Regions from separate parts of the Mus musculus genome. Here all the other regions are linked to region 1. A link is a loop called in an ENCODE intact Hi-C map of the cell type or tissue named here. Cell type or tissue: heart. All regions are shown on one strand. Each heading gives the region's core, and the rest is flanking DNA. Links, peaks and the distances in the headings are about the cores only.

Region 1 (7,982 bases), core at 1,635-6,634:
AAATTGTTTTCTGGTCAATTACTAGCCTTTTTTGACTTCCCAAAATGGTAGTACCAAAAGATTTGTGGGTCAGGGAGAAGAGACCACTTTAAGAAGCATTGCATTGACTCATCTTCCACAAGGCAACAGAGTTGGGTATCTGACTGTTCAACAAAACAAAGCTTTAATAGCATCCATGAGGGCAGACAGGCAAACCAGGCTGTAGACACTCTTCAGCTTGTCAGAAATCAGACCCAGGAAAACCTATTCCACACCAATATAAAAGGTACTGCCATTCATCTCTTCTTTTTCTGTTGCCGCAACATTTTTCTCCTTTTAATTATCATATCATGTAGTTTCTCGAGTCCTTCCTTTAGCCCATCTCCTATGATTGCACAGGTGGGCTGCAAATGCCAAGGAGTCGATGAGCTCAGTTCCCCCATTGCTAACAACTTCTCAATCTCTGAGAGAGAGAGCGAGTTCCTCAGGTCTTGTTTATTAGCAACTATAAGCACAGGGACTCCCTGATTTTCGGATATCCTAGTTATTTTATGAAGTTCAGTTTTGGCTTCTTCCATTCTCTCAACATCGACAGAGTCCACCACAAACACAATACCATCTGTGCATCGGGTGTATGACTTCCACAGTGGTCTTAACTTCTCTTGACCACCTACATCCCAGAAGTGAAAAGTGACTGTTTTGGAATTGCCCAAGGTTACCTTAATTTTCTCAGTGTTAAATCCTTTGGTAGGTACGGTATTTACAAATTCGTTGAACTGCAGCCTGTATAAAACTGTTGTCTTTCCAGCACAGTCCAAACCCAGAATAACAATGTGAAAGGACTGAAAGGACGGCAGGCTGGACAGGATGGAAGTCTGGTCTGACAGTCCATTCCCCATTTCCAGCTGCAAATGGTGTCTCAAACTGAACGCGTTCTTCTTATCTGCTTACAATTTCTCTTCCTGGGTGATCGGGCTACGCGATTGCTGGGGAGGAAATGAGTAAGTTATTACTGTGAGCACATTAAAAATGGGGTTTCTCTACTTTCGCCAAAAATAAGCACATGAGGGACTTAATAAAACTTGCTGTGAGTAAACACACCAGATGAGGTAGTAGATGTATTCAATCCAAAACAAACGATGCCTAACTGTCACCCAAAGGCTTTCTTCGATCCACTCTAACTGCAGTAACGTGTACTTTTCTCTATTCTCTACGATCCCCGAACCTCAAAAGCTCATTCTGAAGACAACCCAGGCGCCACTATCTGGTGCCGGTCACCGTATCCACCACTAAAGTGCCTTTTCTTAGCAGAAAACTCAAAAAAAGCAGCCCTATCTGGGAGATCTAACCAGGCACGTCTCACCCGGCACCCAGGCTCACTTTCCTGGCTCCGTCCCCGCTACCAAAGCTCTCACCTCCCGGGCTGGAGTCGGGATTCCAATGGAGGGACATTGGCTGATGTGTCTCTCTCTCTCTCCCCGCGAGGAACACGCCACAGCTCCTCTCAACCGAGACCTCCGCGCCGCTCTGGCGGACGCCCCACAGGGAAGCCCAGACTCGGCCTCTGGCCACGCCCACCCTCACGGCCCACCCAGGCCCCGCGATCCCATTGGTCAGCGCGTCAGGGCCGCCCTGCCACTCCCGCCCCGGCGCCCTAATTGGCAAGGGTGCCTGCCACTCCCAGGGCGGCAGCGCCAGGGCTCGCTCTCGGCCCTCCGGCACCACCTGTTGCCCTGAGTGGGAAACGAGCAGGCATCGCAAAGGACGCCGAGCCCCTGCTGCAGGTCCGGTCGCTCGGCCGCCTCGCGCACCTGCAGCATGGGCCACGGTGACGCGGCCCTACGCGGCGGGAGCGGCCCACCGCGCCTCAGCTCGCCGTGCGCCCAGGCTCGCTGGGCCGCGCCAGCCCCTCTACACACCGAACGCCTCCGGCAATACTGCCTCCGCCCCGCCGCAGGCCTCTTCTCCAACATGACCCCGCGCCACTCACCTGGCTGACGGTCCTCCGTCGTCCCGCCTCCGCGGCTGTCAGCCGCCGGGGAGTCTGTCCCCGGGCAGCGGCGAGGCCTGACGGCGGCCGGGCCGACGCCGCGCGCCAGCCGGGCTAACGGTGCTCGCCAGCCTCGCTCCGGGCCGCGGCTCCGCCCCTCGCGCCGCGCCTGCCCGCGGGGGTCGCGCGCGCGCGTGCTGGCCGCGTCTCCTAGCAACGCCCAAACAAGGTCACGTTCCAACCCTTTCGGCGCCCGCCGCCGGCGCAGACGGGCGGGGCTTCGGCCGCGGGTTCTCGGTCTTTCTGCCGCCCCAGGCTGGGTGCGGGAGGGCGTCGCCGGTACCGCCCCTCTTCCTGTCACCCTAGGGCGGCCTCTGGGCGACCGCGGTGTTGATTCAGGGTCCTTGATGTTGGAGGACACTGGCCGGGTGGGTCCCTTACGTCACGTCACAAGGCAGCCTGGGGGAGTCTGCGCTGCCGCCCTCCCTAGCATGTGCTGGCTAGGATGGTAGCCTACCTTTTGTAAGCCAAGCGCTACCTCCTAAGTGAGTCTACGCCCCACAAGTTGGAACAGGAACCAATGCCCCTATTAAGGAGGAAGAAACGCACTTTGGAAACGCTAAATATTTCCAGTAGCCCAAGAAGAACGGGTGATGAAGCTGCAGCTGGTAACTTATGACTAGTGGTAAAGCACATTGGGCTCCATAGTGTAATTGTGTACCACTATGTTTGGCCTTAGGAGGCAAACTGTCGTTTTTGTGAATATTCCAGTCTTTGTAAAAACAGAATGAACCAAATTGGTCATGAACCAATTATAAAACGTGACCAGCAATCTTTTAAAGATGTTTAGAAAAACAAACAAAGGGCATTTTAAAGCTTGGTAGAACCTACAAGAAATTTTTATCTGGAAGGCTATAATAATAGTGCAATTTAAAAGTGTATTTTAAACTAGATTCTGGCCAAGCACTTGAGAGGCAGAGGCAGGCAGATCTGGATGCTTCAGGGCCAGCCTGGTCTACATAGAGAGTTGCAGGCCAGCCAAGGCTACGTAGTAAACCGTGACTCAATAGATACATAGATAGATAGATAGATAGATAGATAGATAGATAGATAGATAGATAGATTGTAACTTTCCTAAGAAATTTCCTGATCTTAAAATTACCATAGCCAGTAGTATTTATTTTATGAATAGTAGAAAGGATTGGGCTTCTTTCTGTTGTTTTTGTTTCTTTGTGGTTTAGTTTTTCTGTTGTTTTGTTGTTTTGGTTTTCGGGGCTTGTTTGTTTGGGTTTGGGGTTTTTTGTTTTGTTTTGGTTTGGTTTTTGGTTTTGTTTGTTTGATTTTTGGTTTTGGTTTTCAAGATAGGGTTTCTCTATGTAGCCCTGGACCAGGCTGGAATCAAACTCAGAAATTTGCCTGCCTCTGCCTCCCAAGTGCTGGGATTAAAGGCATGCACCACCCTCACCACTGCTCACCTTATTTCCATTGTTTTTAATAGCTGATATAAAAATCTAAGGAATAATAAGCACAGTGCCTAGCTTTAAGACAGCATCATTAATTTAGGAAGAAAAATCTCAAATGGCATATTCTATAAAGTTATTGAATGTAATCTGAACTAAAGATTGTAACTAAGTATGGGCTCTCATTAGCCAGTTACAGTTATTAACATAAAAAGGGAGAAAAGCTTTTGTTCAAGAACTGCTCTCCTTGGGAATTTTAACAGAGATTCTTTATTAAGCTTGAATTGCTTGCAAATCTCCTTAAATAATTTAAGGTAAAACTGCACCATTTATAGTATTTTTGAGATCAAGATCCTACAGGTATTTCATGCTCGGTTCCATTTTTGCAGTCATAGACACAAAGCAGGTGAGATCTGACAACAGTGAGACTCCATCCAGCCTTGCAGAAAACATCTTGCTGAGCTGCACTTCAGTGTGTTACTCTGAGCTTTTGACTAGAACGGCCACTAGCAGCCTGCAGCCTGTGAGTTCAATTTGAGAGATAAGTATTTTTCACGTGTCTTTAAGAACTCCAACGGAAAGAAAGACTATTTAATATAGACAGACCATCTGTGCCCCTAAAAAGCTTCAATTATTTGGCATCTACTGCTATACAGAAAAGTGTTTTGTATGCTTTATCTATAAGCAATAATATCCATATAAAAACAGCAGCAAATGATTAAAAAGCCACAAAATTTCTGAATCCCACTCTTCATTTTGCTGCACGGAGCCCATGTAGGTGTTTTACTTAGGTGCTCTTTGTTCCAGAAGGAGTTACCTTTGTGCTGCAGTTGAAGACCTGCACTGCTGCATCCTGAGGTGTCCTGGAGAACATCTGGAGGGTCTGTGGGAGATTTTATTTTTTGAGGGCAGCACTGCCATCTGTTGTAATGTGTTTGAAACTACAGCTGTTAAGTTTGCATCTACCTAAATATGGGCAAGTTTGAAACTCTCCTGAGACACTGACAAGGTTAGGCAGACACTAGGGCCTGACAACTTTCACTTTTTAGTTTCAGTTCTCCAGACTCAGCTCAAGACCTCTCCTGTCAGAACCATCAAAAGAGGAAGCAGGGATTGATGATCATATTTAAGAAGGTGTTCTGATTAACTAATGACAAGCCATCTTGAGCAACTATTTTTAAAATGTATAAGTTTTCCTTTCCAATAACTATGCTGGTGAACTGACACTGTTTCCATTTTTAACCACATCTCCAATATCAGAACAGTTCTGATGTTTGTTCTCCCTCTAAGACAGAAAGCGTGAGGGTCCATTGCTGTTGTTCTCAAAATTTCTCAATGTACCCCAAGATTTCCCCTCTCGTTCTGACAGAGCTAAGGAGAAGGTCAGTGTGCCTGCTGGATACTGGTAGGTTAAAAAGATCATAATGCAAGAAGACTCTCACCCTTCAGTTTCTCTGAATCTTGTTCTATATTTTCTCTCCAGGAAACCTGCTCCAAATTCTGGTGCAGATCTCAGTAAAAAGGTTTTTATTAACAGGCTGAAGTGTTTCAATTCACTGGAATTGGCACACTACACATTGGAGCCAAACTACCATGGTTCAAGTCATGCTCTGTCAATGTTGACTAGTCTCTGATCTCTATTATATTAAGAAAGGTGAGGGCTGGAGAGATGGCTCAGCAGTTAAGAACACTAACTGCTCTTTCAAAGGCCCTGAGTTCAATTCCCAGCAACCACATGGTGGCTCACAACCACCCATAATGAGATCTGACATCCTCTTCTGGTGGGTCTGAATTCAACTACAGTGTACTTATGTATAATAAATACATCTTTGGATCAGAGTGAGCAGGGACTGAGAAAGCAGAGTTGACTGGAGCAAGCTGGGCCAATCAGAGTGAGCAGAGGTCCTAAAAATTTCATTCCCAACAACCATATGAAGGCTCACAACCATCTGTACAGCTACATTGTACTCACATACATAAAATAAAAAAATAAATATTGAAGAAGAAAGAAAAGAAAGACAGACAGAAAGAGAAAAGGAAAGAAAGGTGACCTTTCTCAATGTAGTCCTAATTTTTTTTTTGCCCTACACAGTTTTGCAGAGAAATATGAGTCACAGTATTAATGTGTATTTAATTTCTTATTTTACTTTATTGTAGCACAATAATATATAGAAAAATACAGATATGCAATTATATGTAAGTGAATATGCTCTGGACTTGCTTGTGCTGTGTACTCAATGCTTAGTCTTCAGTGTGTTGGTGTGGAGACGATGAAAACCATAAGAGATTTACCTAATGAAGGTAATTAGATCATGATGGTACTGCCCTCAGACAGGACCATGTTGGCATCAAATAGCTAATCACTAGAGTGGGCTATTAGAAAGAAGGATGAGCTTGGTTTGTCCTCTATCTCTTACTTTCTCTTTCTCCATGTTTCCCCTTTTCTGAAGACCTCTGCCCTGAAGCCCTCCACCACAGCTGACGACATCTGCACCATACTCTTGAACTTCCAAGGCTATGAAGTACTTGAAACTCTTGTGTTTATAAATTACCTATTTTAAGCTGGGTGGTGGTAGTAGCACATGCCACTTTAATCTCAGCACTCAGGTAGCAGAGGCAGGTGGATCTATGAGTTTGAGGCCAGCCTGGTCTACAGGGTGAGTTCCAGAGCAGCTACACAAGACAGCTACACGCACACACTAAGGCTTGTGCTTGACTCAGTGCAGTAGGTCTATAAATGGCTCTTCAAGACACAGATAAGAGGATTTCCATCTGACTAAGCTAAGCATTCTCCATTGGAGTCAAGAGAAAGGAGGTTGACCCCTCCTGAGAGTGAGCTGCTGGGTCTTTCTGCCCTTCCTGTGTAAATATTGCACAGATATGCCAAAATGCTTTGAAAGAATGCCAGTGTGTCAGCTTGGGAATGCATTACCTTGTTTGAGAAGAGCCTTCTTCGCCTCTCTTGGTATTCACTCTAATACCTTTCACTTTAGATTATTACTTGTGTTTGACAGTTTAATGTTTTGTGTGTGTGTTTAAACAGAGACCACTCTGCAAGGATCAAAACCACCCCAGGATTCTTTAAAGAGTGGGCTGATAAATCTGAAACCACCCCTTAATGAGTCCTAATGCTTTTACATTTTAAAATTTGCCTTTTTCACAAATAGACAAAAAGATTCTTCTGCTATATGAATCTAATTAGGAGAAACTAATATTTCGTTATTTGTGTGGTCCTTTATTTATTGTGAATTATTTATATCCCTGTGCACATTATTTAATATGTCCCCGTGCACATAATTTAAATCATACTTTTATTTTAAGAATTTTGAAAATTGGATGTCAAAGAACTTAATAAATGCCTCATAGTATCTTAAAAACCAGACATAATCATGTCTAGGTGAGATGAAAAGGGTCTACTTATTGGCATAAAATCTTGATCCTGATCTGATCTCTTCTCTTCCCTTGTTGGGAAAGGGAAAAGCATAGATTCTCTTCACAGAACACTGCAGAAGCATGACGGCTAATTCATGTGACAAGCAGACAGGTGAGTTCACTGAGTGCCCTGACTGTAGTGACAAGAAAGCTGAATTGGGTATATGTTTTTGACCCACCTTTGTTTGACATTTTCCCAGTTTGGACAAGCTAAGCTGCCTTGCTTCAAGCTTTTTAAACCTTATAGAACCTAGAACAGTAGAGACCCTGTAATCTGACTTAGAAAGATTAGTCACAAGAAAGAATTATAGTGATTCTTCTCCTTCCCTCATTGTGACCAGTTATTCTAACTCAATCTTGGACTGGTCTAGTAATAATTCCAGTATTAGAGATTCCTAGAGAAGACAGCTAAAATCTTAATTACCTAGCAAAGTTAATTTGGAGCACAGCCTCCACTCCCATAGAAGCTGCAGCCACCTCCCCCACACCGGGAGCTCTAAGTCTAAGCTTGATCATTGCTAAATTGCTATTGAATGGAGTACCTGGACTTCCAAAGTACCAAAGAAGCTTTCATACTGTTACTTTTCACGGTCTTGACTTTGTCTTTCAAGCAGGTCGGTCAATGCCCTTCAACCTGACTGCAGCAGGTGTACAGCCTCACCTCCAACAGCGCAGGTGGCAGTTATTAATCTTCATCAAGAAGCATTCTAGTACATAGTGTGGCTTTGGTCTGAGTTGGGAATAAGGTGTGCTAATGAGGGCTGGACAGTCAATGACGGGCACTCAGATCTCGGAACCATACCAGTCTAAGACAGAGGTACATGCTGTGGCTGTTGATAACACACCACAGAGCCAAGTTTTGTGTCTAATATAACACAAACTAGCTGCACGTAGCCTCCAAGATGGAATTGCATGGTTTGGGAAGATCTAAGATTTCCTAAGACAGGCGCGGCCGCCAGCCACCATAACTCCCAGGCAGGACTATAGAGCATAAATAAATTTTATGCCTTAGTCCAGCTTTTTAAAAAAATATTAATAACAGGGAGGAAAATGTAACCTCCTCCAGCCTAGGCAGGCTGGTTCAGACCTTATACCCCTGAGGTGGGGCCACCTTCAGTGCA
Region 2 (7,982 bases), core at 1,074-6,073, 300 kb before region 1:
GTTCCTCCTTTGGGGCTGCAAACCCCTTCAGCTTCTTGGGTACTTTCTCTAACTCCTTCATTGGGGACCTTGTGCTCTGTCCAATGGATGACTGTGAGCATCCACTTCTGTATTTCCCAGGCACTGGCAGAGTCTCTCAGGAGACAGCTATATCAGGCTCCTGTCAGAAAGCTCTTGTTGTCATCCACAATAGTGTCTGAGTTTAGTGGTTGTTTATGGGATGGATTTCTAGGCGGGGCAGTCTCTGGATAGTCACTCCTTCAGTCTCTGTTCCAAACATTGTCTCTATAACTCTTTCCATGGGTATTTTGTTCTCCCTTCTAAGAAGGATCGAAGTAACCACACTTTGTTCTTCCTTCTTCTTGGGGTTCATGTGTTTTGCAAATTGTATCTTGGGAATTCTGAGCTTCTGGATTAATATCCACTTATCAGTGAGTGCATATCATGTGTGTTCTTTTTTGATTGGGTTACCTCACTTAGGATGATATCCTCCAGATATGTCCATTTTTCTATGAGTTTCATTAAAAAAAACATAAATTCATTGTTTTTAATAGCTGCATAGTACTCCATTGTGTAAAGGTACAACATTCTCTGTATCCATTCTTCTTTTGAGGGACATCTAGGTTCTTTCCAGATTTTGGCTATTATAAATAAGGCTGCTATGAACATAGTGAAGCATGTGTCTTTATTACAAGTGGAAACATCGTCTGGGTATATGCCCAGGAGAGGTATTGCTGGATCTTCTGGTAGTATTATGTCCAATTTTCTGGGGAACATTCAGACTGATTTCCAGAAAGGTTGTACTAGCTTGCAACCCAACCAGCAATGGAGGAGTGTTCTTTCTCTACATCCTTGCCAGAATCTGCTGTCACCTGAATTTTTGGTCTTAGCCATTCTGACTAGTGTGAGGTGGAATCTCAGAGTTGTTTTGATTCATTTCCCTGATGATTAAGGATGTTGAACAGTTCTCTAGGTGCTTCTCAGCCACTCATTATTCCTCAGTTGAGAGTTCTCTGTTTAGTTCTGTACCTCATTTTTAATAGGGTTATTTGGTTTTCTGGAGTCCAACTTCTTGAGTTCTTTATATATATTGAATATTAGCCCCCCATCAGATTTAGGATTGGTAAAGATCTTCTCCCAATTCGTTGGTTGCTGTTTTGTCTTATTGGCAGTGTCCTTTGCCTTACAGAAGCTTTGCAATGTTATAAGGTCCCATTTGTCAATTCTTGATCTTACAGCACAAGCCATTGCTGTACTGAAATTTTTCCCCTGTGCCCATATCTTCAAGGCTCTTCCCCACTTTCTCCTCTATAAGTTTCAGTATCTCTGGTTTTATGTAGAGTTCCTTGATCCGTTTAGACTTGAGCTCTGTACAAGGAGAAAAGAATGGATTAATTTACATTCTTCTACACTCTAACTGCCAGTTGGACCAGCACCATTTGTTGAAAATGCTGTCTTTTTTCCACTGGATGGTTTTAGCTCCTTTGTCAAAGATCAAGTGACCATAGGTGTGTGGGTTCATTTCTTGGTGTTCAATTCTGTTCCATTGATCTACCTGTCTGCCAGTGTATCATGCAATTTTTGTCACAATTGCTCTGTAGTATAGCTTGAGATCAGGGATGTTGATTCCATCAGAGGTTCGTTTATTGTTGAGAATATTGTTTGCTATTCTAGGTTTTTTGGTTATTCCAGATGAATTTGCAAATTGCCCTTTCTAACTCTTTGAAGAATTGATTAAAGTCTCAGAAAGATCAGGAATTCAAGGCCCATACCTAACCATAATAAAAGCAATATACAGCAAACCAGTAGCCAACATCAAACTAAATGGAGAGAAACTTGAAGCAATCCCACTAAAACCAGGGACTAGACAAGGCTGTCCAATCTCTCCCTACCTATTCAATATAGCACTTGAAGTCCTAGCCAGAGCAATTAGACAACAAAAGGTCTACAGATCAAAAGGATACAAATTGGAAAGGAAGAAGTCAAAATATCACTATTTGCAGATGATAGGATAGTATACTTAAGTGACCCCAAAAATTCCACCAGAGAACTCCTAAGCCTGATAAACAGCTTCAGTGGAGTAGCTGGATATAAAATTAACTCAAAGAAATCCGTTGGCCTTTCTCTACACAAAGGATAAATGGGCTGAGAAAGAAATTAGGGAAACAACATCTTTCACAATAGTCACAAATAATACAAAATACCTTGGTGTGACTCTAACTAAGGAAGTGAAAGCTCTGTATGATAAGAACTTCAAGTCTCTGAATAAAAAGAAGAGCTTCATTTTAGAAAGTAGAAGAAAGTTACCAAAAACAGCTTCAGGGTGGCCTTCTCACTCAGCAAGATACCCACACCTCTGAGCTCAGAAATCAAAAGGTGACTTTAAAAAACCCTTTGTAACATTGCAAGTTGGTCAAACAATACAGGGAGTGGAGAAGTAAAGAAAGCCCCTATCCCACCCCACCTCTTGAACCACTTTTTTTTAACCAAAAACAGAAAAGACAAGAGGGTGGGGCAGAACGAGAAAGCAGGAAAGTAAAGTGAAAGAAAGCAAGTTTGTTTCTAGTAATTACTTTCCCAGTAGGGGGAGAAACGGAGATGGAAGGGACATGGGTTTCATCTTGGGTGGTAAACATTATCTTAGGCGAGTCCACATGCAAGGTGCGCCGTTGCCTACTAATTTAAAGCAGGCGGGTGTTTGAGCAGTTGCCTTGGAGGTGAAAACGCCCAGCCACCACGCTGAGATTTGTCTCTTCTTCACATTCTCTCAAACTAGCAAGAGAAAATAAACAGGGTCTCAAACGTGGTGCTCAGCTCTTTCATTTAGTTTTAAGACAAACAGCCTGGAACCTACAGCTGTGTGTGACTCAGACCCACAAAGCAGGAAACTTCAAAAGCGCTTCTTGGTTCTTTCAACTCTATAGAAGCAAATTGATGAGACTGCTCTCCTATTATTTAAAGCCTTCCACTCTTTGTGGACCTGACATGACCTTTGTGCACTGGAGGAGGCTGAGGCCCCCACAAAAGAGAGAGAGGGAGAATTCACTCTGCAGCAGCAATTATAGAGCTTGATGAAAACAATCACCAAAAAAAAAAAAAAAAAAAAAAAAACCCGACAGGGCAAACACATCCTTGTAAATTAAATTGGGTAAACTGAACAACCACAACTGACTTGACTCGTCTTTGAGATTCCTGGTTTTCAAATCATGTCCTTTATTAGCTGGTATACATGTACGTATATATGTATGTGCAAATGTACATGTATATGTAGAAATATATATAATAATGAAGTATTGGAGACAAGATTAATTACAAGAGTTGATTCTAAGGTATTTGAGTTGTGTGATATTGCACAGTTCTGTGGGAAATAGTCTGGAAATGAAAAGTTAGTCAAACATGAGTGTTCTAACCTAGAAATGACCTGTTAAAGAGCACTTCCCAAGAAAACTACGATTATAATGAAATCCTTTTTTTTTCCCTCTTTTAACTATTTTTACCACGTTTTTAGGATCATGAGGTTACTAAAATTTTAGCCAAATGATACACTTTTCAAATTTACTAGATGAATATTATCATGGTGACCATTAGAGAATTTAAGTTATTGCAGACAAGACTTCCTGTGGGAATAGCTAGGTTTATAGTAACAAACTCGAGCTGTGTAACCTGCATCTTCTTTCTCTTTCCATCGTTGTGAAAGCAGTCCCATGAATGTGGCAGCTGCTCTGCCCTGCCCTGCCCTGCCCTGCCCTGCTCTGCTCTGCTCTGCTCCACTCCACTCTGCTCTGCTCTGACTTGAATGCTGGTCTGTCTTGAGAATGGATGGTGGCCGGGTTTCTAGGAACCAGACAATAGCCTCAGCGAGCCATCCTTCTGAGCAATGCCTGCCTCTGGCTCTGTAGTGAGGCTGCTTGGTAACAGGATTTCTAGAAAGTTCTAAGAATTGCAATTTAAAGAAAAGGAAGACAGGGACGTCTTTCCTGTGGACTGGAAGCTAGTTATTTCTCACATATGTTATCTTTTTAACATTTCACACACGGGCCGATATGAGCATGTGATTCATCCATGTAAATACAAAGACACAGATGTACCAGCAGATGAGACTGTAGCCTCCACAGCCACGCTGAACAGAGATGCCTTTGTAATGGACATGAAGTCCACAGTATCTTTTGATTGTACTACCACCATCTTTCCTTAATTCAATGGCTCTCTATTACCTGCTGTGATGCTTCTTATAAAACCCATAGTGCTTTGTACAGAACAATTCACAAGATGGATGTCCATTATCTAGCTATTGTGGAAATGTTCTTTCAGAATTAAGTGCGTTTCCTTCTGCAGATGTGAGGGGTTTATGGGGCTGAGGGGAGAAATGAAGGTAAGAGGGAAAGAAGGGCAGTCTTATGTAGCTCACCGTGTTCTTTAGCTATCGGCAGCTCTTCTTTTCCTCAGTACCTATGAAGTATATTTTCCATCTTTATCCTTTTAAATTCTGAGCACTACAAACAACAAGCTTACGGAAAACCTGAGAGCAAATAGTCAAGCAGTACAGAACCTGTCATTTTATTTCTGCATTCAGAGAAAAAGTATGAAGTAACACCTTGTCCCCTTGAGGAAATTTCACTCTTCTGTAATCTATAAAGTAAGTCACAATAAAATTATTTATAATATTAATTTTACTTATTGAAAGCAACACTAGTAAAGTATAATAAGATGTGAAGAAGCAAAAACAAATTATTAATATATTCTGGGTAACTCCAATTAACTATGCAGACCCTTGGCCACTTTCCTTGAAACAATGTAAGACATTCTATTTGGTTCATTCTCTGCTAAGGGGATGGTTGTCTACTAATTATAGATGTCTCTGATTGGCAGGATTAGTATAGCAAAAATGGCTATCTTGCTGAAAGCAATCTACAGATACAATGCAATTCCCATCAAAATTCCAACATAATTCTTCATAGAGTTAGAAAGGGCAATTTGCAAATTCATCTGGAATAACAGATTAATTGTGGCTTCATAGAACAAATTGTTCCTTCTGTTTCTATTTTGTGGAATTAATATTAGGTCTTATTTGAAGGTCTGATAGAACCCTGCACTAAACACATCTGGTCCTGGGATCTTTTTTTTTTTTTTTTTTTGGTTGGGAGACTATTAATGACTGCTTCTTTTTCTGTAGAGGTTATGGGACTGTTTAGATTACGTATCTGATCCTGATTTAACTTTGGTACCTGGTATCTGTCTAGAAAATTGTCCATTTCATCCAGGTTTTCCAGTTGTGTTGCGTATAGGCTTTTGTAATAGGATCTGATGATTTTTTTGGATTCCCTCAATTTTTGTTGTTATATCTCCCTTTTCATTTCTGATTTTGTTAATTTGGATACTAAGGATTTATCTATTTTGTTGATTTTTCTCAAAGAGCAAGCTCCTGGTTTGGTTGATTCTTTGTATAGTTTTTTTGTTTGTTTGTTTCCACTTGGTTGATTTAAGCCCTGAGTTTGATTATTTCCTGCTGTCTACTCCTCTTGGTTGTATTTGCTTCTTTTTGTTCTAGAGCTTTTAGGTGTGTTGTCAACCTGCTAGTGTATACTCTCTCCAGTTTCTCTTTTGGAAGCACTCAGAACTATGAGTTTTCTTCTTAGCACTGCTTTCATTGTGTCCCATAAATCTGAATATGTTGTGGCTTCATTTTCATTATACTCTAAAAAGTCCTCAATTTATTTCTTTATTTCTTCCTTGACCAAGTTATCATTGAGTAGAGTGTTGCTCAGCCTCCATATTTATGTGGGCTTTCTATTGTTATTGAAGACCAGACTTAGTCCATGGTGATCTGATAGTTTGCATGGGACTATTTCAGTCTTCTTGTATCTACTGAGGCCTGTTTTGTGACCAATTATATGGTCAATTTTTTCAAGAAAGTACTATGAGATGCTGAGAAGAGGGTATATCCTTTTGTTTTAGGATAAAATGTTCTATAGATATCTGTTAAATCCATTTGTTTCATAACTTCTGGATTTGTGGAAAGATATTGTGGAAATTTGTTTTTGTCATAGAATATCTTGGTTTCTCCCTCTATGGTAATTGAGAGTTTTGCTGGGTAGCCTGGGCTGGCATTTGTGTTCTCTTAGGGTCTGTATGACATCTGCCCACGATCTTCTGGCTTTTATAGTCTCTGGTGAGAAGTATGGTGTAATTCTGATAGGTCTGCCTTCATATGTTACTTGACCTTCTTCCCGTACTGCTTTTAATATTCTTTCTTTGTTTTGTGCATTTGGTGTTTTGATTATAATGTGACAGCAGGAATTTCTTTTCTGCTCCAATCTATTTGGTGTTCTGTAGGTTTCTTGTATATTTGTGGGCATCTATTTCTTTAGGTTAGGGAAATTTTCTTCTACAATTTTGTTGAAGATATTTACTGGCCCTTTAGGTTGGGAATCTTTGCTCTCTTCCATACCTATTATCCTTAGGTTTGGTCTTCTCATTGTGTCCTGAATTTCCTGGATGTTTGGGGTTAGGAGCTTTTTGCATTTTGCATTTTCTTTGATGGTTTACTAGGTTTTCTTTTTTATTGTTTCTACTTCCATTTTTAGATCCTGGATCATTTGTTCAATTCCTTCACCTGTTTGGTTATGTTTTCCTGTAATTCTTTAAGGGATTTTTGTGTTTCCTCTTTAAGGGCTTCTATCTGTTTACCTGCGTTCTCCTGTAGTTCTTTAAGGAAGTTATTTATATTCTTCTTAAAATCCTCTACCAGCATCATTAGATGTGATTTAAAATCCAAAACTTGCTTTTCTGGTGTCTTGGGGTATCCAGGACTTGCTGTGCTGGGAGAACTGGGTTCTGATGATGCCACCTAGCCTTGCTTTCTGTTGGTAAGTTTCTTTTCTTTCTTTTTTTTTTTTTTAATATCCCTACCTCTTCAACATAGTACTTGAAGTCCTAGCCAGAGCAATTCGACAACAAAAGGAGATCAAGGGGATACAAATTGGAAAAGATGAAGTCAAAAATATCACTATTTGAAGATGATATGATAGAATATATAAGTGACCCTAAAAATTCCACCAGAGAACTCCTAAACCTGATAAACAGCTTCGGTGAAGTAACTGGATATAAAATTAACTCAAACAAGTCAATGGCCTTTCTCTACACAAAGAATAAACAGGCTGAGAAAGAAATTAGGGAAACAACACCCTTCTCAATAGTCACAAATAATATATCGGCGTGACTCTAAGGAAGTGAAAGATCTGTATGATAAAAACTTCAAGTCTCTGAAGAAAGAAATTAAAAAAGATCTCAGAAGATGGAAAGATCTCCCATGCTCATGGATTGGCAGGATCAACATTGTAAAAATGGCTATCTTGCCAAAAGCAATCTACAGATTCAATGCAATCCCCATCAAAATTCCAACTCAATGTTGGTAAGTTTCTTGGGCTTGTCTTTTGCCATCTGGTTATCTTTGGTGTCATTTGGTCTTGCTGTCTCTGGCTGGAGCTTGTCCCTCCTCTTGGCCTGTAAGCCTGTGTCAACACTCCTGGTAGAACCTGGTAGAGCCTTTGGAACAGCCCAAGCTCCCAGGTACAGATGAAGACTGGAAGGATCCTGTCCCAGCTGCTCCACTGTTCCTGTGCCCTGTGCACTCCTGGCCAGTCCCTCTTTGGACAGTTATTGAAGAGAGGGTGGTTATTTCACCTCTGAAACCGAGAGTGAGAGCAGTCCTAGGAGAACAGCTCTCTCCTGGCAGGACCTGGGATTTTAGTGGAATTGCTTTATATTTCTCTATATTAAATTTTATTTGACTATAGGATTGCTGTAAACTGCCTTTATTATGTTCAGAAATATGCCTGCATCTCTAATCTCTCCAAGACTTTTATCATGAATAAGTGTTAGATTTTAGCAAGGGCCTTTTCTTCACCTAATGAGATTCTCATGTTTTTCTTTTTTCTTTTTTGTTTATAATGTGGATTATGTCTACTGATTTTTTATGTTGA
Region 3 (7,982 bases), core at 1,074-6,073, 1.9 Mb before region 1:
CCTGCTGCTTGAATGTATTTTCTAAACTGATTTAAATACCCTTATTGTTTAAAGACAACATGTTCTTTCTACTTTATAGTTTCTATCATATTTACCTTCCTGATTTAACCAGACGAGAAGTTTGTTGGCCTTTCCAGCAAACAAAGATAGCATAGTTGAAACTTGTGTATAATTTATATTATATACATTCCTGTATCAGCCAGAGGTCTTTAACTTATAATACATTTCCTCATTATATCCTTACAGCCATTTAAAGTAAGGATCCATATTATCACCACACTCTAAAGAAACAACTTTAACACAATCACACATTGTTGAACATTGGTTGCAAGCCATCTTCAAAGAAGCCCTACTAAATATGATCAGGTTTGGACTCTGTTAAATTGTTATAGGCAATTAAAAGGAGCTTTATTCCCTCGCTCATTACTACATGACAAAGAATTATTTGAGCTCTTTGCCCTGATGTTAATTTTTCCAGACACTTTCTGGCATATATATAAACTTAAGAGGTGATCTTGAAGAAGTCGTTAGAAACTGCTTTCCCCTTTAAATTTAAAGTACCTTTTAATTGTTTCTTTGCTGATTTCTCTTGGGTGCTATTTAAAAGTTGGGCGCCTATTTCTAAAAATTCATCAGCACAGAAAGCCAAGTTCTAGAGCACAGGATTAGTAGACGTACTTAAGGACAGGTTTCTCCACTCTCACTCAGTTTCTAGTCACAGTCTGGTATCACCAGCTAGAGAAAGTGTTTTGTTGAATTACAAGGATTTTAAAAATCAATTCCTTGACTACTTCCCCCATCTCCTTTTCCAGATCCTTCATGAAATGATGGAAGAAATTGACTATGACCGGGATGGCACTGTGTCTCTGGAGGAGTGGATTCAAGGAGGAATGACAACTATCCCACTTCTAGTCCTGCTGGGCTTGGAGAATGTAAGCCTTTGCAATGAGGAGGGAGAGTGACTGGGTCAGTAGAAAGTTCTTTGGCAACATTTGGTGATCAGTTGCCCAGATCATTTTCTATCATTGAGCCTGTAACAAGTTGCTCAACTTCTAGTAATCCCATGGCGCAATTGTGTGAAGCACAAATAGATGTGAACTATGCTGCGCATGTGGAGACAGGACACACACATGGATTAGGGATTAGGAGTGGCTCCAGCTTTAGGAATACATAAATTGGATTAAGGAGATGAGCGTTCATCTAATATTCATCTTGATTTCCCAGTTCTTTTACTGTCGCTCTCATCTTGTTGTTCAGAAGACCAATGGGATTTCAGGCATGGTCAGAGGGAGAAAACTTGAAACACACATAGAAATTATCATTAAAATAATGGAATAAAATATTAAATACAAATGGTGTCATTCAACATTCTGTTCTTATGCATATTTGTTCATTTTGAGAGCTCAGAAATTAGCTTGATGGTAAAGCTTATCTGGTAAGTACAGAGATCCAGGCCCTGCCTCCTGTATTGTCAAAAAGGCATGAGTCACAGAAAGATTATAAAAAGAAAAAAGAACTCCTTCCATGGGTGTTTTGTTTGTTCCCAGTTTTAAGAAGGGACAAAGTGTCCACACTTTGGTCTTTGTTCTTCTTGAATTTCATGTGTTTCACAAATTATATCTTATATCTTGGGTATTCTAAGTTTCTGGGCTAATATCCACTTATCAGTGAGTACATATTGTATGAGTTCTTTTGTGATTGGGTTACCTCACTCAGGATGATGCCCTCCAGCTCCATCCATTTGCCTAGGAATTTCATAAATTCATTCTTTTTAATAGCTGAGTAGTACTCATTGTGTAAATGTACCACATTTTCTGTATCCATTCCTCTGTTGAGGGGCATCTGGGTTCTTTCCAGCTTCTGGCTATTATAAATAAGGCTGCTATGAACATAGTGGAGTATGTGTCCTTCTTACTGGTTGGAATATCTTCTATATATATATCCAGGAGAGGTATTGTGGGATCCTCTGGTAGTACTATGTCCATTTTTTTGAGGAACCGCCAGACTGATTTCCAGAGTGGTTGTACAAGCTTGGAATCCCACCAACAATGGAGGGGTGTTCCTCTTTCTCCACATCCTCACCAGTATCTTCTGTCACCTGAATTTTTGATCTTAGCCATTCTGACTGGTGTGAGGTGCAAACTCAGGGTTGTTTTGATTTGCATTCCCCTGATGATTAAGGATGTTGAACATTTTTTCAGGTGCTTCTCAGTCATTTGGTATTCCTCAGATGAGAATTAAAGGATGGACCATCTAGAGACTGCCATATCCAGGGATCCATCCCATAATCAACCTCCAAACGCTGACACCATTGCATACACTAGCAAGATTTTATTGAAAGGACCCAGAGGTAGCTGTCTCTTGTGAGACTATGCCGGGGCCTAGCAAACACAGAAGTGGATGCTCACAGTCAGCTAATGGATGGATCACAGGGCTCCCAATGGAGGAGCTAGAGAAAGTACTCAAGGAGCTAAAGGGATCTGCAACCCTATAGGTGGAACAACAATATGAACTAACCAGCACTCCCCAGACCTTGTGTCTCTAGTTGCATATGTATCAGAAGATGGCCTAATCGGCCATCAGTGGAAAGGGAGGCCCATTGGTCGTGCAAACTTTATATGCTCCAGTACAGGGGAACACCAGGGCCAAGAAGTGGGAGTGGGTGGGTGGGGGAGTGGGGGAGTATGGGGGACTTTTGGGATAGCACTGGGCATGTAAGTGAAGAAAATGCCTAATTAAAAAAATAAATAAATAGAAGAGTAAAAACAAGCAGTGTGTGAAGAAGCAACTTTGGGTGCCACTATACCAAGGCAGAAGTAAGAAGGTTGGCATTGCTTGCTATGTTGGTTGGATTCCCTGTTCAGTTTGCAACTTGCCCGTTTAGCAACCTGTTTGTGGCCTTCATTAAGCTTATCCTCCTTGTTAGTTTTTCCTTATGAAGCCCTAATAAATCTCCTACTTGGTACATCAAAAAAAAAAAAAGAAAGAAAAGAAAAAAGAAAGAAAGAAAGAAAGGAAGAAAGAAAGAAAGAAAGAAAGAAAGAAAGAAAGACACACACAAAGGAAATAACACATTCATTCACCTTGAAAATAAATGAGTCAGTAAGCTTTTTACTTTCTATGTTATATGTGATCTCTAATTTTTATGATAATTTGTCATACATCCCATAATTTTTATAAGCGTTACACAAAAGCATAATGTCAGCAGGCTAGCTAGGAAAAACACAAAAGGAGAACAAGAACGTGCTAATGGTTAAGGATTATGGTGGGGGAGTGCAGCTGCTCACTGATTTATGCGAAGACTTGCAAAAACACCGCCTTCCAGAAATTAACCTCAATATTTCAAAATTGAAATTTGTATATTCTAAGTGGAATACGTGGATAATACAAGCGTAGGCAGAAATCTGAGAGATATGTGTGGGACATTTGGTTGTCTGGAGCAGGTGCTGTCCCACAGTGGGTCAACACCTGCTTAGCATGCCTTAGACCACAAGTTCCAGGCCCAGTTTCACAAAAAGAAAACAGAGCAGAAGCAAGAACTTTGCTTTCTGAAACAAGGGAAGGAACCCATCACAGGGGAGAGTTTGTTATTTGTATTTTAAGGCAAAAAATTTTTTGAGAAAGTATTTTTGTTTGGAGGTACTTATTTAGCAATTCTTTAAAAGTTATTTTATAGAATGCTTGGTAAAATTACAAAACCATAGCATTTTTAAACTACAGGCCTATAAGAATTTAAATCATGGTATTTTAAAGTAATAGACCTTTTCATTTTAGTGTGAATAGTTGATGATCTTTAACTTTGATATCGTAGCAGTTAGTCATATGTAGTTTAATGCTATAACTGTATTTTAAATGCTTTATTTTTGGGTGTAACAATATCATTCAATGAACAGAGATCAATATGAACTATTTCCTTTGAAATTGGGACTGTGTTCCCAATTGTAGCCACTAGATGGCAGGGCTACATTGCTTAATATGAAGAGAGCTCTTTTAAATATGGGAATAGAGAATTTCACCCCCTGTAAAGAACAATTGTAAAAAAGAAATTTCACTTCTTTCGTGCTTTTATAAACATATAGTACAAAAATTTAAAATCATTTTTAGTACAATGAATAACTCCTGTAATACCCAATCACCGTATACAGCAGAAATAGTCTCATGTTCTAGAAGACATAGCAAATGTTTGAAAAAGCAAGAAAAGAACTGAGACCCTTGAGTGATGAGAGCCACTGATTTTAGGAAGTGAGACTCACTTCACTGCAGCAAGCAGCTAATGTGCTACCGCTCACAGAGAGCTCGAGTTATGACACCGTGTGCCCTCCTTCTCCCCTACCTTGGCGTTAGGCTATTATTGTAAATCTGCGTGATTCATCTCGAAGTTGGCCACTCATAAAAAGTCTGCCTTAATAAATTGTCCTAGATATTCCTGTGTATTGTCAGTTATGATTGTGGGGAATGGATGCTAATTAACCACATGTGCTAAATGCCATAGTATATTTGAAAGTAACTGCAGTGCCATCGAGATGACACAGACAAGAGTGGTCTCCTGGGTGAGCTTGATTTGAATGGGAACCATGGCACTGACGATGTGATTGTACTTCATTGGTTCTCTTCCACACACTTCATCTAGCTTCCTCATTTTCAAGAGTGTAGACTCTGCTACATAAAATCTCAGGATCTGATGCTGACCGAATTAGTAGAGAGTGGATACAATTTATTTTCTCGTCCGAGAGATTCTAGAGACTTTACAAATTTCAAAACAAACTAATCAGTAAAGGACAAAGTATCACAGTGAAAGGAAATTAGGAGTTTTCATAGCTTTTTTATTCATGTAGTTATGCCCTCCCTTATCAGGATTTGTCAGTAAATAAAGTGGATTTTTTTGTTCATTTGCTTCTTTTCTATTTGTTTGTTTGTTTGTTTGTTTGTTTGTTTGTTTTCTGGGTTGAATTTTTGCTAGACTCTTATATGACTCAGATTTATATTAAAAAAAAGAATGAAAATTTTATCTCCCAAGGGCATTGATATACAAGGTTTACTTGAAGTGGTTAATAATAGTAATCTTCATCTTCACCCTTTTTCATCTTGAAGCATAGAAACAAAGCTCTCTTTAGAACATTCAAAAAGAAAGGGCCTAGTTTCACTAGAATTCACTTCAGAATATTATCCTTTTGAAATCCTGACAGACAGCCAAGTTCTCTGTGCAGGTCTCAAAGCTTTGAGCTCTGTAGACAAACTTCCACAGGGATGGAGACACACTGAGAACTGGCCCATAGATTCTAGCTGGACCTTAACCTTGGCTCTGACAGTACTCAGTAACTGGTGCTATTGACTCCAGCAAGCCTTGCTCTCCTTGTCCATTTTCCTGAGAGCCCTACAAGTGCTGTGTGTGGCTTTATCTCCACCAGGCCCAGAAGTTTACTTAACACACTTTAAGCATCATCAGTGAGTACAAAGAGTGGCCCGCACTTGCAGGAAGCTCTCTGGTCTCTGACAGAAACATAATACTATGGCTAATCTTTTCTAAAGTATCAGTGAATAAAACTGCTACTCTTTGTTAATAGCCACTGCTTCTTTAGAGACTTTTGTATTAATAAATACAAAAGCAAAACCAAGAAAAATTTTATTTCTTGAGACAATTTCATACACACACACACACACACACACACACATATGTGTGTGTGTGTATATATATATATATATATATATATATATATATATATATATATATATATGATGATCAGTTTTACTCCCGATTTCACCTCCAGTTCAACTCAGAGCAATTTTCCCATGCGTGGGTATAGGGCCATGCATTGTAACAGGGGTAATCTACTCCACCAGTGGCCACAATCCTAAAGAATGAAACCCTAGCGTTCATTGAAGTTATCAACCTGGGTGTCATGACCCTTTGATGGGGCTGACCATCTCTTTCACAGAGATCATCTGACACCATCAGAAATCACAAATATTTACATTACAATTCATAATAGCAGCAAAATTACAGTCGTAAAGTACCAGTGAAGATAATCTTATGGTTGGTGGCTACCACAACATAAAGAACTGTATGAAATGGTTGCAACATTACAAAGGTTGAGAAGCACTGCTTTAGCAGGCCTCAGCCACCAATAGCATCCCAGTTCAGAATGAGATCTCATGAGCCATCCATACCTGAATATTGGCTGCCTTGATATTTGCGAATCTTGTGCAGGTTTGCACATATGCTGTTGAGTTCAGAAGTGCAGTAGCCTTGATGTCCAGAAGACAGTATTTCATAACGTTCTTCCTCATACATCAGCTCATGAACTGTTTCCATGTTTTCTTCTCAATTCATGTCCCTTGAGCCTTGGCATGGCAGGGATAAAGGTGTCCCATTTAGGACTTGGCACTCACACTCACTTACCTTTAACACTTTTCACCAGCTGTTTGAATTGACTATTGCCTGTTGCAAAAAGAGGTGTTTTGACAACAGTTTAAAGATGTCCTCCAGTGCTTCTATAAACATAAATATTTTGAAAACAGTCTGGACCCTTTAGCCAAACAGCCATAGCAGGGAGAACCTCAAGGTCTTGATTGTGTACCTGGATGTGGCCTCTTTTGGCCTAAGCTGAATTTGAATGGAAGTTTTTTCATCTCATTACATGTTTTCAAAGAAATATGATAATTAGTCTTTATATGTAATATATACTATGTGTTTGATTAAGAACATGGAAGGGTGTTTGATTAAGAACATGGAAGGGCACATTTTTCTTCTTACTTTTGCTTGAATTAATAACAAAGAAGTAATACATTTCCTGATGAGAATTAGAGGTGACAGGCAGAGATTTGCTTTGACTAAACTAAATCCTATTTCAAAACTGAAATTCCACCTTCCAGGTAAAAGTTAAAACGTATAATTTGGTTAGGAAGTTTCCCCCCACTCTCCATACATGGATCAATCTATTAAGAAGTTACAAAACTAAACAAGATTCAGAAGTTCATTACAAGTTATTAAATGAAACTTCGTATAATACTTTGCAGGACGACATGGTAGACACTTTGATCGGAGCCCTGGGGATGGCAGGCCCCTTTTCTGAGTGCAGAAAGTAGTCTGGGAATTGGCAATTGACTGACTCGGCCCAGATGTCAATACATCTCTCAATACATTATTTTTTCCCTAGACTTAATAAAGCCCAACTTTATTGTTAATCAAAACAGTTTCCTTTTTACTGATGCTGCAATGATTCAGAGATAATTGGACAGGATAGTGCACATTATCTAACAATGGAACTAACTTGCAACATTCATTCTTCAATGTTCTCAAGGTACTTAATGGGATGTGGGGTTTGGCCTGGGAAGTCAGTAATGTAGCTCTTTAAAATCTTTGACAATAAACATCACTTAGAGCAGCCTTGGTTCACTTTAACATTATCAATATACTGGGAAATAATGCCCCAAAATGAAACTTTTGAGAACTTTAGAATAAACAAGCAAATAAGAAAAAAAGAAACCAATGGGCATTTTTTGGGGGTAGGGGCATATCTCTGGCTTTGAGACCTAACATTTGGGGAAGTGTAACTGCTAACTCTTCCTAATGGTGGACTTTCCCAGGCAGCACTGAACCGTCTCCCCTGAAATAGTCACAGAATAGGGTTATCTCTGGCATATAGAAGAAGAAAAAAGGCAATATTTTATGAAATAACTAACACTGGAACTAGGCACATTGGCTTCGTTCTTTAGGCTGCAATTTTTGGATGTTATAAATTTCTACACCATGATGGTAATAATATTTGCTGTTTATATAACACCCATTTGCAGGGAGATAGATTAACTTCACAGGTGTTGTGTAACGAAACCTCACACCATGGCCTGAGAAGGAAAGTGAGTGCCTTTATTTTCTCAGATAGAAAATAGAAGCAAGACCAAGGCAGCGCAGCGTCTTCACATTTGCACAGTGGGCCCTGATGCAGGTCTTTCCAGTTCTTTGCTCATTCCCTTAAAAAAAA

Evidence for each region. Peaks named below come from ENCODE experiments on the same cell type or tissue, not always from the same donor. Only the 100,000 strongest peaks of a DNase experiment are listed, where the experiment ranks them.
Region 2: it touches region 1 in a loop (2.6-fold over the local background); 7 of 42 quality-filtered maps call a loop at or near these places.
Region 3: a loop joins it to region 1, with 5 times the contacts of the local background. A loop is called at or near these places in 3 of 42 quality-filtered maps.

The regions. Positions count from the first base shown.
Region 1 is chr12:40,035,869-40,043,850 of GRCm38, forward strand. It overlaps Arl4a (ADP-ribosylation factor-like 4A), which reads right to left and starts at 2,119. Exons shown (of 2, transcript NM_001039515.1): 1 at 1,970-2,119; 2 at 1-965. The coding sequence starts at 878. The coding sequence ends at 276. Arl4aos (ADP-ribosylation factor-like 4A, opposite strand) reads left to right here and starts at 2,209. Exons shown (of 3, transcript NR_166749.1): 1 at 2,209-2,637; 2 at 3,819-3,952; 3 at 4,237-5,430. In heart, for the core only: CTCF peaks have their summits at 1,705 and 4,354; a DNase peak (open chromatin) is centred at 2,273; H3K4me3 peaks cover 1,170 bases; H3K27ac peaks cover 1,171 bases.
Region 2 is chr12:39,738,599-39,746,580 of GRCm38, forward strand. No RefSeq gene overlaps it. Among named protein-coding and RNA genes, the nearest start is that of Gm24434, 120 kb to the left of the region's middle. In heart, for the core only: no CTCF peak of the experiment used is centred there; no DNase peak of the experiment used is centred there.
Region 3 is chr12:38,126,452-38,134,433 of GRCm38, forward strand. Dgkb (diacylglycerol kinase, beta) reads left to right here. Exons shown (of 26, transcript NM_001361686.1): 9 at 813-932. Among named protein-coding and RNA genes, the nearest start is that of Gm52011, 240 kb to the right of the region's middle. In heart, for the core only: a CTCF peak has its summit at 3,953 (motif pointing right); no DNase peak of the experiment used is centred there.